Regions from separate parts of the Mus musculus genome. Here region 1 is linked to region 2. Evidence: chromatin contacts called from ENCODE POLR2A ChIA-PET data. All regions are on one chromosome and are shown on one strand. Each heading gives the region's core, a stretch centred on a gene start or an enhancer-like site at or near the end of the contact. The rest is flanking DNA. Distances are from core to core; before and after follow the strand shown. Region 1 holds the start of Actb (actin, beta). Region 2 holds the start of Radil (Ras association and DIL domains).

Region 1 (6,264 bases), core at 2,764-5,263, 360 kb after region 2:
CCCATCCCTGGGAAGGAAGCCATAGGCTTCACACCTTCCTGCTGTCAGTCACAGCTCTGGAAAGGGCAGCTTCAGACTAGCAGAGGGGCTTGAAACCCAGTTATGCAGATGGAGGCAAAGGGTGTGGACACCCCTCGGTTGAGGAAGGTAGTGTTAGTGCAGGCCAACTTGGCCTAGGTTTCTGGAGGAGTACCTTTTCAACTCTTCAAGACAGTCTGAAGGTGTGGTTATTTGTGAGACTTCATTAAAGGGCCTGTAGCCCTCCCACTAGATACCATCAGCAAGGCCTAGCCCACCCTAGATGCCCCCCCCAATAGAGCTCCACACCCACCCAACCTGCTCCCCACACCCAGCAAAGCCACAGAGCCACAAGCTGTTTGTGTAAGGTAAGGTGTGCACTTTTATTGGTCTCAAGTCAGTGTACAGGCCAGCCCTGGCTGCCTCAACACCTCAACCCCCTCCCAGGGAGACCAAAGCCTTCATACATCAAGTTGGGGGGACAAAAAAAAGGGAGGCCTCAGACCTGGGCCATTCAGAAATTAAAAACAAAAATGAAGTATTAAGGCGGAAGATTTAAAAAAATTTTTGCAGTACATAATTTACACAGAAGCAATGCTGTCACCTTCCCCGGGGTGGACTCAGGGCATGGACGCGACCATCCTCCTCTTAGGAGTGGGGGTGGCTTTTGGGAGGGTGAGGGACTTCCTGTAACCACTTATTTCATGGATACTTGGAATGACTATTAAAAAAAGACAAAACCAAAAAAAAAAAAAAACAAAACAATGTACAAAGTCCTCAGCCACATTTGTAGAACTTTGGGGGATGTTTGCTCCAACCAACTGCTGTCGCCTTCACCGTTCCAGTTTTTAAATCCTGAGTCAAAAGCGCCAAAACAAAACAAAAAAACTTAAAAAAAAAAAAAAAAAAAAAAAAAAAAACTTTAAAAAAAATTTAAAAAAACAAAGCCATGCCAATGTTGTCTCTTATTTTTTTTTTTTCTGCGCAAGTTAGGTTTTGTCAAAGAAAGGGTGTAAAACGCAGCTCAGTAACAGTCCGCCTAGAAGCACTTGCGGTGCACGATGGAGGGGCCGGACTCATCGTACTCCTGCTTGCTGATCCACATCTGCTGGAAGGTGGACAGTGAGGCCAGGATGGAGCCACCGATCCACACAGAGTACTTGCGCTCAGGAGGAGCAATGATCTGAAGAAAGCAAGACAAGATGGTGAATGGTGAGCTCTCTGGGTGCTGGGATTCCCCTTAAACCTAGAAGGTTGCTCTGACAACCACAGGGCCCACCCTCACCAAGCTAAGGATGCTTAGCTTACCTTGATCTTCATGGTGCTAGGAGCCAGAGCAGTAATCTCCTTCTGCATCCTGTCAGCAATGCCTGGGTACATGGTGGTACCACCAGACAGCACTGTGTTGGCATAGAGGTCTTTACGGATGTCAACGTCACACTTCATGATGGAATTGAATGTAGTTTCATGGATGCCACAGGATTCCATACCTAAGAGAAGAGTGACAGAAATCAGACTTAACTTGTACTATGGCCTCAGGAGTTTTGTCACCTTTAGATGGAGAAAGGACTAGGCTACAACTTACCCAAGAAGGAAGGCTGGAAAAGAGCCTCAGGGCATCGGAACCGCTCGTTGCCAATAGTGATGACCTGGCCGTCAGGCAGCTCATAGCTCTTCTCCAGGGAGGAAGAGGATGCGGCAGTGGCCATCTCCTGCTCGAAGTCTAGAGCAACATAGCACAGCTTCTCTTTGATGTCACGCACGATTTCCCTCTCAGCTGTGGTGGTGAAGCTGTAGCCACGCTCGGTCAGGATCTTCATGAGGTAGTCTGTCAGGTCCCGGCCAGCCAGGTCCAGACGCAGGATGGCGTGAGGGAGAGCATAGCCCTCGTAGATGGGCACAGTGTGGGTGACCCCGTCTCCGGAGTCCATCACAATGCCTGTGGTACGACCAGAGGCATACAGGGACAGCACAGCCTGGATGGCTACGTACATGGCTGGGGTGTTGAAGGTCTCAAACATGATCTGTAGAGAAAAATAAATAATGTTGTCAAGTTCAGAAAGCCACAAGAAACACTCAGGGCAGGTGAAACTGTATGGATAGATCTGAGACATGCAAGGAGTGCAAGAACACAGCTAAGTTCAGTGTGCTGGGAGTCTCAGGACAGGGGCTCCACTTAGACCTACTGTGCATCTACTCAATACACACTCCAAGGCCACTTATCACCAGCCTCATTAGCTTTGTCACACGAGCCATTGTTAGTACCTAAACCCACAGCACTGTAGGGTTTAAACACCTAGTCAGAAAGGCAATTGAGAGAAAAAAAGACCTCGTCTGGGAAAGAGCAGAAACTGCAAAGATCCAAGGGAGACTCAGCTCATAGAAGGGAGTCCTATGGGAGAACGGCAGAAGAAAGACAATTGAGAAAGGGCGTGGCTGAGAAGCTGGCCAAAGAGAAGGGTTACCCGGGATACTGACCTGGGTCATCTTTTCACGGTTGGCCTTAGGGTTCAGGGGGGCCTCGGTGAGCAGCACAGGGTGCTCCTCAGGGGCCACACGCAGCTCATTGTAGAAGGTGTGGTGCCAGATCTTCTCCATGTCGTCCCAGTTGGTAACAATGCCATGTTCAATGGGGTACTTCAGGGTCAGGATACCTCTCTTGCTCTGGGCCTCGTCACCCACATAGGAGTCCTTCTGACCCATTCCCACCATCACACCCTGTGGAAGGGAACAGCCTTCTTAGCACCGGCATCGATCCCCAAGAAAACCCCAGGCTTGCCACTCCCAAAGTAACAGGTCACTTACCTGGTGCCTAGGGCGGCCCACGATGGAGGGGAATACAGCCCGGGGAGCATCGTCGCCCGCGAAGCCGGCTTTGCACATGCCGGAGCCGTTGTCGACGACCAGCGCAGCGATATCGTCATCCATGGCGAACTATCAAGACACAAAAGAAGGCTATAGTCACCTCGGGGCCGCCAAGAGCAGCCGCTGCCGCCCTGCCCACTTCCGGCAAGCCGCGGGCTCGAGCCGCCAGGGGGCGCGCGCCCAAGCTCAGGGGACAAAGGAAGCGCAGACCGGCCGCATTATTACCATAAAAGGCAAACGCTGGCCCGGAGGCGGACCTAGGGCAGGAAGCCAGACCTCCGCCCCCTCCCCAAACGGGCGCAAGCTCCGCCTACACTGCGCCGACGGGCGGCTTGTGCGCGCGCGGGAGGCGACCACACCCAGCAGGAAGCGCAAACAAGGCGCCCGTGCCACTGTGACCCCGCCCCTTCCGGACAACGGCCCCGCCCTCGCCCAACCCCGGGCAGCCGCGCTCCCAGCCTCAATACGCACGCGCAGCTAACTAGGAAGAGGGGGAGAGGAAGAGCTCCCTCCCTAGCGCACACGCGCCTCGATGCCCAGTGATAGAGAGCGCACGCGCAGTGGCATCCCAGCCCCCACCCGGCCGAGCCGGCCCTGCCGCGCCCGCCCGCCCGCCCGCCCGCCCGGCAAGCCGAATAGGCAAACCGGTTTGGACAAAGACCCAGAGGCCATTGAGGCGTGATCGTAGCGTCTGGTTCCCAATACTGTGTACTCTCAAGATGGACCTAATACGGCTTTTAACACCCGCAAGCCGCACCGGCTCATCAAATGCCCACACCGCGACCCTAGTGTGTCCCCAAGCCCCACGCACCGAGCGGGAGCGGGCCCACGAGTGTCTACACCGCGGGAATGTGGCTGCAAAGAGTCTACACGCTAGGCGTAAAGTTGGCTGTGCCAGTGTCCGCTCCGCGGCCCGGCACCACCCTCCACCCGCCCATGGTGTCCGTTCTGAGTGATCCTCAGGACCCTGCAGTGAGGTACTAGCCACGAGAGAGCGAAGGCCCGCTGGGCCCGGCGTCCCTGCTTACCTGGTGGCGGGTGTGGACCGGCAACGAAGGAGCTGCAAAGAAGCTGTGCTCGCGGGTGGACGCGACTCGACAGTGGCTGCGCGTTGCGCCGCCGGGTTTTATAGGACGCCACAGCGGCCACTCGAGCCATAAAAGGCAACTTTCGGAACGGCGGGCGCTGATTGGCTCCGCGTCGCTCACTCACCGGCCTCGCCGCACAGTGCAGCATTTTTTTACCCCCTCTCCCCTCCTTTTGAAAAAAAAAAAAAAAAAGAAGAAGAAAAAAAAAAAAAGCGAGAGAGAAAGCGAGATTGAGGAAGAGGATGAAGAGTTTTGGCGATGGGTGCTGGCTCCGTAGGCCCAGATGTACAGGAATAGCCTCCGCCCTTGTGGACACTGCCCCATTCAATGTCTCGGTTACTAGGCCTGCATTCTGGGGGTCACCCAACCACCCCAGGACCCTCTGGGTGTGGATGTCACGTGGATATCGAGCACTTAAGTGGATGAGGGTCAGCATCGAGGCCCGGACCCTATTTGTGTGGCCTCTTGTTTGAGGGACACGCGGGGCCTGGATTGAATGGACAGAGAGTCACTCCCCCTTGCTAGCAATTGCTAGCAATAGCCGGAAAGCCAGATCCGGGGGGGCCCCTTCTGCTGTGGTTCTAATTTGCTAGGTGTGTTGGGGTTCAACTTGGAAGCAGAACTCTGGTTGGAGAGGTTTTCATGGATCTTGACCTCTTAGAGACTCAAGGCCATCCTATCCCAAGCATAGGGCGAGCCCCAGTGGTCCAATAACTGGAGGTGTTGCAAGAAGATGCCTCCAGATATCCCCTGCCCCGGATCTAGAAAGGAACTGTGCTCAATAGAACAAACAAAACTTCTCATGGAGTCAGGCACTTTTGGAGAACTGCCTGATCACACCCAGGCAAGACTAAGCCTGGGCCGTTAGCTAGTGTCTCTGGGTGACTGCCAGACATCGCTGGGCTGGGGCCCACCATCTATCCTCTATTTATTATGTGCAGCCACAGCTGAGTTGTGCACTAGTCCATCTGCCAGCCGTGGGGATTCTGGGAGTGACAAGCTGCTCAGGGAAAAGTTGGTGGTCACCGGAGCCCCAAATCCTCCAGAGAGAAGCAGCCCCTGTCCCCCTCACCTAAGTACCAGTGTTCTACTTAGCAAGCCAGCTATTTGGCTGAGAGCTACACACGGGGTCAGGGTTGAGGGCCGGATCCCTCAGCTTAGCTTAGAAGGACACGCACCTTCTGGGAGAGTGTGACAGAAAGCTGGATTTAGGCAAGAAGGGTGCTTCAGGTGAGATGCTCTGGGCCTGCCGTGCCTCAGTGCATGCATAGGTAGGTGTTCACTGGCTCACAAAGTGTAGGTGTTGAAACCAAAGAAGGCTTCATCCATATATGGACTACAGTGGCCAGCTTCCTTGTTCTTGGCTGGTGGCAGGGCATTTTGAAGTTGCTGAGGCCTTGTCTGGAAGAGGTGACCATCACCCCAGCATATGCTGTGAACTGGAAACACACCCCTAGTTATCTTTCCCACCAAAAAAAAAAAAAAAATTTGACAAAAGTCTTCTGCAGTCACCAACCCTGAGAGAACTTTCCCAGGCAGTCTCCTCCCTGCCTCCGGGGGACAGGACTGCCCTGGCCCTGGCCTTGTATTTCTCAGTTGCTCAGGCAGTTTGCCAGCTGCCCAAGGACCTGCCAGTCCTGCAAGTCACAGGTGGGGGTGGGGCAGGGCAAATGCTGCCTGTCAATAAGGAGAGCCCAGAGTATTCCCAGGAGAACCCTGGTGGGGTGCAAGGGAGAAAGATGCCATCAGCCATCAGGGGTGCAGGATGTGGAGGGAGCCTCTTGGGTGACACCAGACAGCTTTACTAGGTTAGAGCAGACCAGATTCCCAGGCAGGACCTGTGTTGCCACTTTGTCACCTCTCAGTCCTGGGACTGGTCAAGGGGCAGGCACCTCAGCCCCACCCGACCTCTGAAACAATTCTGGTCTGTCTTGTCTGCAATGATCATTTTCCAGTGTTCTCTTTCACATTCTTGGGGGTGGCGTGGGGGGGATTTCTCTTGGTTTGTTGGAAATTGAGGGTGGGAGGTTGTTTTTAACAGGGTCTCAGGTAGCCTAGGCTGCTCTCAGATTTGATATGTAGTGGAGTATAGACTTGAACTGATCCTTCTGCCTTTACATCCCGAGAGTGTTGTGATTACAGGCATATATCACCATGCCCAGCTTCTTTGTTTGAAACAGTGGCTCCCTATGTAGCCCAGGCTGGCCTCAAACTCCTGCTCTTCCTGCCTCAGCTTCCTGTGTGCTTATGAAGACAGTCATGGTGCCTATTCAGGCTAGTCTTAATAACTCAG
Region 2 (6,484 bases), core at 1,871-4,370:
CGGCCCTCCAGAACACTTCATCCCCCCTGCCACTTTCCTGTAGCACAGGAGACATCTTCACTGGAGGAGCCTCACAATGATGTGGCCTCAGCCACTGATGCCTGTGGCCATAGAAGCCATGGCTTCTGGAGTCTGGGTCCAGGAGTAAACATAAACACAATGCCAAACTGTCCCCAGGCAGGAGAAATGTCACAAAGCAAACTCCAATGTTTAAAAGACCCAGATCCTAAGCAGATGTGAACAGGCATCTCATACCCAGGCTGTACATCTTGAGCAGGCTGGTACAGTCTAACTGTAGATCTGCTCTAACAAGACAGAGATGTTAAGCGGGGATGGCGATGCATTCCTGAAATCCCAGTCCTCTGGAGATGGAGGCATGAGGAGCTCTAGGTTACCCTCAGCTACCCAGGCCAGCATGGGCTACATGAGACATTGTAAAAAAGAGAAAGTGTCCTGGGCGTGGTGGCACACGCCTTTAATCCCAGCACTCGGAGGGCTCAGGAGGTGGATTTCTGAGTTCAAGGCCAGCCTGGTCTACAGAGTGAGTTCCAGGACAGCCAGGGCTATACAGAGAAACCCTGTCTCGAAAAACAAAAAACAAACAAACAAAACAAAACAAAAAAACAAACAAACAAACAGAGAAAGTGTGAGGAGAGAAGTGGAAGTTGGCATGCCCATATATAATTCCAGCACTCAGGAGGCTATGGCTGGATTGCATGGCAAGGCCTGTCCGGGATATATAATGAGTTCCAGGCCAACTGCAGCTGAGAGACCCTATCTAGAAGAAAGCAATGATAGCTCAGTTCCCGGCATGCATGAAGCCTTGGGTTCCGTTCTCAGCACGGCATAATTAAACCAGACAAGGTGGCACATGCCTGTAATCCCAGCACTCAGAAGGTAGAGACAGGACAGTCAGAAAGTCAAGGTCACTAGGCCATCAAGATGGCAAAGGTGCTTGCTGCCAAGCCTGGGGTTCAGTTTCCACATCTCACATACTAGACAGAGAGGATGGACTCCCCAAAAGCTGTCCCCTGAGTGCCTCATGAGCACCAGTTAAGCATGTGCATGCATATACAGACAGTAATATTATTAATTTAAATATTTAAAAAATCTATAAAATTTAAAATGTGGACGCATGGTAAAAAAATAAATAAATAAACATATATTTTTTTAAAGTTCAAGGTCGTCCGTGGCTATGCAGTTTGACTCAAAACACAAATAAATAAGAGGCAAGAGAAATGGAAAAGTACAAATGTGTAACTACTAGGCCCCCTCCTAGGGTCTTGGGGTCACGGGGTGCAAACTGGAGCCTCAGAAGTGGCCCCTCCCTCCTGTCCGGAGGGACTCTAAGACAGAGCTGGGAAAAGTGTGAAGAGCAGGAGATGACAGAACCTGGGTGGGTGTGACTCACTCCTCACCAGCGTCTCTCCTCAAGGGCCCCGAGTCCCAGTGAATGCCGAGCTTTCGCTTCTTGGTTTTTCAGAAAGTTTGGGTTTTTTTTTTATGCCCATCCTCCCCACGGCCACTAAAGAGTGGGCCCTGAGGTGGCCCTGAGTGGCTTGTAGACCTCTTTCCTTCCTAATCACAGAATCAAGAGTGGAGCCTGTTTGTCCACACAGGACAAAAATGTTTCTCAAAAGGCCACTTGGAATTCAGGGAAAGTCCTACAGAGGCGAGTACGCCCTGGGTAACCAGATCTGTTTTTCTGGAAGTATGACCTGTCTTTTCCTTTTTCTGCCTCATTCTCGCCTCTGACACACAAACATTTGAGGACAGCTCAGGTCCCAGAGAGTCAAGAGTACACGCAGGGCTCTCGCCGTGGCTGCCTCAGAAATTGTCTCTTTTCTTGTTCTCCGATTCTGCTTTTTTAAAAAAGAAAAAAAGAAAGGAAGAAAAGAGAAAAAAGAAAGAAAAGGAAAAAAAGTAAGGTTAAGTCACAGAGACCAGGCAGGCAGTGAGGTCAACGACGGCTGACATGGGTGGAGGGACGTCTCTGTTCCAACAGGACAATGTGGAACACATTATCATTCCAACAGAAGAAAAACTGAGCAGTCAACTTTGCAGACGGCGCATTAGCCTCCTCCCCTCATCCACAAATCCTATCTTTATGGCTCCAGCTGGAGGGCGGCTTTAAAGGCAAGCATAATTCAATCAGGTTTCATTTGGGCCGCTAGTCACTTAGCAAAAAGGGACTGACTTCTCCCAGCAGGATTAAAGAGAAGCTCCTCTCTGGAATGCACAAGAGGTGGCCCGCAGCACCGAGAGACACCAGTAATCAAATTCTTTTTGGTAATTCAGATTAACCAAACACTCGACAGGCGACAGAGGCTGGGCCGGGCAGGTCTGCAGCCTGTCAGGCCCCCATCCCAGGGCTCCCCAGGGACAGAAGCCAGATCCCTTTGAGGGCCTCGGAGCTCCAGCTCAGCATCTGTCTCAGGCGCGGCACTTGTCGGGGGACTGGCTGGAAATGATACAGAAATAGCTGGAGAAACAATGCCTCTCGCGGGCACACCGATGGGGAGGAGACGCGATGCGGGACGGGTGTAGGCGGGGGTGTCACCACCATCCTGGTGGGCGAGTGCGGGACTCCCGCCTTGAGCTCTTTCGGGTTGTTCCAGGTTAGATTGCACCTCCAAAGCACTACCAGGTAAACTGAGGCCTGGAAAGGTCCCTTGGCCACGAGTGACGGAACCCGGATTGCCCCTGGAAGTCCACGGGGCCACGCAACCCGCGCCCACCCGGCCTTCAGGTGCAGCTCCCCCGGGCCGCTCCAGGCCCCGTGCGCTCGCCGGTTTCCATGGCAACCGAGCAAGCCTGCCTCCATCGCGCCCGGACTCGCCGTGGGGACCGTGACCAGCGCGGCCCCGCCCCAGCGCGTGCCCCGCCACCCGTGTCTCAGCCCGCGGTCTCCGCACCCTCCGCGGGTCCCCGCAGTGGCCCAGCCGCACCTCCTGGGCCATCCTCGGCCTCTGCTGACCTTCCTTCTCGCGCCCCGCACTCACCTCAGCGCAGCCTGTCAGCTGCGTCCCCCGCGCGCGGCTCCCACGCCCGCCGTTAGCCGAGCTGGCGCCCGGCTCGAAGCGCCTCCTGCCGGCCGCGCAACGGACAGGGCGAGGCCTCCGAAGGGGCGGGGCCTCTGGGGGCGGAGCCTCTAAGGGCGGGGAGTCGGGCGAGACGAACAGAAACTTGACACCTCAGCGCCCAATGGGCAGAGACGGAGCCTCGAGTGGGCGGGGTCACATGTATTAGGGCGGGCCTGGCCGACCGAGAAAGATAGGCTGTGCGCTAGCGCCCCCTTCTGGTCCCCAACGGTAAGAACGATTCTCTAAGAGGTGTGGCCTTTGAGTGGGCGTGGCCTCGGCAAGGGGGCGGGGCTAGTTTCCCAAAGTCGAGTCGTGGTATCTCAAGGGGCGGGGCTGCAGGAAAGAAGGGCGTGGCCTGTTCTTGGGCCCCCCTGCTTTGGGGTTGTGTACTCTATGATCAAGTAGGTGGTGTTTGGCCTCCACCCCAGTTAGTGGACGAAGGTGGAGGGGTGGACAAAGATGGACAGGTACATAACTGAATATGCATGAAACTGACCAGGGACAGGAAGGCCAGACTTTTATTTTATTGAATATATTTTTATTTATTCATTGACAATTGCATACGTGTATATAGTGTGTGTTGTCAGCATTTAACCCCAGTTCTTTAATTTTAATGTATCCTTCGTAGAATTTTATTTTACATTTTAGATAGGGTCTCATAGATGCCAGATTGGCCTCAAACTCCATGTGACCAAGGCTGGCCTTGCACTCCTGATGCTATTACCTCCATTGTCCTTGTGTTGGAATTACAAGCTTGCACTACCATGCCTAGTTAATGTAGTTCTGGGGATCGAACCAAGGGCCTCATGTATGCAATACAAATGCTCTACCAACTGAATCACTTCAACCCTAAGCAGCCAGAATTTTAAAAACACAAGTCAAATTATGGCAGACTAACTTTAAACCATGCAAAATGGGACCAAATCAGCTCTAGGTCCTTGACCCAAATAATGTATTTTGCTTTGACTTCTCTCTGGTATGTTCAGTGATCTCAAACTGCACACCCTAACCCGAGAAGTATATCTTTTTGTGGGCAGTTTGTCAAGAACTATACTGTAGAGAAGTAGTTCTCAACTTTCCTTAATGTTGCAACCCTTTAATACAGTTCCTCACTGGGTGGTTTGAATAGATATGGCCCCATACACTTCTGTGTTTGAATGCTTGGCCCATAGAGAGTGCCACTATTAGGAGGTGTGGTCTTGTTGGAGGAAGTGTGTCACTGTGGGGGTGGACTTTGAGGTCTCCTATGCCCAAGCTACACCTAGTATGACATATGGTCAGCCTCCTGCTGCCTGCGGATCGAGATGCAGAACTCTCAGTTCCTCTTCCAGCACTATGCCTGCCTGGATGCTGCCATGCTTCCCACCATGATGATAATGAACTGAACCTCTGAAACTGTAAGCAGGCCCAGATAAATGTTTCTTTTACTTTGGTCATAGCATCTCTTCACAGCAATGAACCCCTAACTAAAACACTCATGTTGTGGTAACCCCCAACCATAGAATTATTTCACTGCTACTTTATAATTTTGCTACTGTTATGAATTGGGATGTAAATATCTGGTATGCAGGATACCTGATATGCAATCCCAAAAGGGGTTGTGGCCCATAGGTCGAGAACCGCTGCTGTAAAGTAATGGCCCCATGTTTGAGACCAGGGGAAGGGGACAGACATTTACAGAGCACCTCTTCTGTCAGGTCCTATGCTTGGGGGCTTTACCCAGCCCAGCTCGGATACACACACTAACTCTTAAAAGGTTCCCACTATTCAACTTCTTCCTGAGGATGTAGTGTCTCTCAGAAGTCCATTGACTGAAGGTCAATTAAGACTTGGCTTGTCTATATGATGAACTAGTACCCTCCCCATAGACCTTTAAAAAAAAGATTTATTTATTATTATGCATAAGTACACTGTAGTTGACTTTAGACTCACCAGAAGATGGCGTCAGATCTCATTAGGGGTGGTTGTGAGCCACCATGTGGTTGCTGGGATTTGAACTTGGGACCTTCAGAAGAGCAGTCAGTGCTCTTACCTGCTGAACCACCTCACTGGCCCCCCATAGACCCTTACAGGGCACCCTTATAGGGCACCACCCCATTCACACCAGCCTCCTCATGCACCTCAGCCTGGGAGGCTGTAACCAAACAATATACTAGAATACTTCCATACAATTTCCTACAAACAATAACAAACCTGAAGAGGCAGTTATCAGAGCTAGGAAGAGAGGCTGGGTTCAGGCTTGGATATTCCTTCTGCCACATCCCAGACCATGACCCAAGTCCCACCTCCAAACTTCCCACCCCTGTCTCTGCAGAGAACCCCAAACTGCAGCTTGGGAACCAGGTTGGACAGTTTTTGTAAATAAAGTTTTATTGGGACACAGCTACAATTGTTTGCTTACATACAGCATGGGAGCCAGATTGGACTACTTTTTGTAAAGTTTTACTGGGACACAGCTAAGATTGTTTATTTACGTACTAAATGACTGATGATCTGTGGCCTGTAGTGGATTGAATGTGAAACATCCACCCTGGGCTTACGTTTCAAAGGTGTGGCCAGCATTTGGCAGTGTTATTTCGGAAGGCTGTAAAGACATTATAGAGTGAGCCCAGCCAGAAGGAGCAGGTCGCGGGGACAGGCTTTTGAGGGATTGTCATCCTTGAAGACTTTCTGTCTGCTGCTTTCTTTCTGTTACCTCATGAGGGTTTGCTCGAAAATGCAATGCTCTGCCTGTGACCAAGGACTGATATCTCTGAAATCATAAGCCAAGAAAGTATTCCTCTTTTCAGTTGTTTCTGTCCAGCAATGTAAAAGTGATGAAGACAGTTGCAAACGACTAAAAATTACCTCCTTAAAGGCCCCACCTCCAATAACATTCCGGGGTACTGGGACTTCAGCATCTGAATTTTAGGGGAGCACATGGCTCATCCCAGTAAACCAGCTTTCTTTTCTTTTTCTTTCTTCTTTTTTTAAAAAAAAAAGATTTATTTATTTATATTATATGTAAGTACACTGTAGCTGTCTTCAGACACACCAGAAGAGGGCATTGGATCTCATTACAGATGGTTGTGAGCCACCATGTGGTTGCTGGGATTTGTACTCAGGACCTTTGGAAGAGCAATTGGTACCCTTAACTGCTGAGCCATCTCTCCAGCCCTGTAAACCAGCAGATAATTCCTGTTTATCCTGAAAGACAAAAATCCAGTGTTACTTACATGATTCTAACCTCCAAGATGGTTAGAATGAGCCACACTTCCAGGCTTTCACGTGACTTCATAGACTCAGCTGTCAAACCAGCATGGCTTGTGTAACCAACACAACCTTGTCTCGGTGATATTACGGCTCTGGAGTTACACAGTGAGAGATTCTCTTGCTCCTGCCCTTGCCTTCTCTTGGATCAT

What was found. ChIA-PET counts read pairs that join two places held with the same protein, here RNA polymerase II (POLR2A).
Region 1: POLR2A ChIA-PET joins it to region 2 with 11 read pairs in embryonic stem cell. The contact joins the promoter of Actb here to the promoter of Radil in region 2. POLR2A ChIA-PET finds 5 or more read pairs at or near these places in 3 of 5 experiments (Patski and embryonic stem cell).

Annotation. Positions count from the first base shown.
Region 1 is chr5:142,902,741-142,909,004 of GRCm38, forward strand. Actb (actin, beta) reads right to left here and starts at 4,014. Exons shown (of 6, transcript NM_007393.5): 1 at 3,912-4,014; 2 at 2,824-2,952; 3 at 2,497-2,736; 4 at 1,604-2,042; 5 at 1,327-1,508; 6 at 375-1,201. The coding sequence starts at 2,946. The coding sequence ends at 1,058. Gm38733 (a long non-coding RNA gene) reads left to right here. Exons shown (of 2, transcript XR_003955825.1): 2 at 1-775.
Region 2 is chr5:142,547,978-142,554,461 of GRCm38, forward strand. Radil (Ras association and DIL domains) reads right to left here and starts at 3,121. Exons shown (of 15, transcript NM_178702.4): 1 at 3,003-3,121.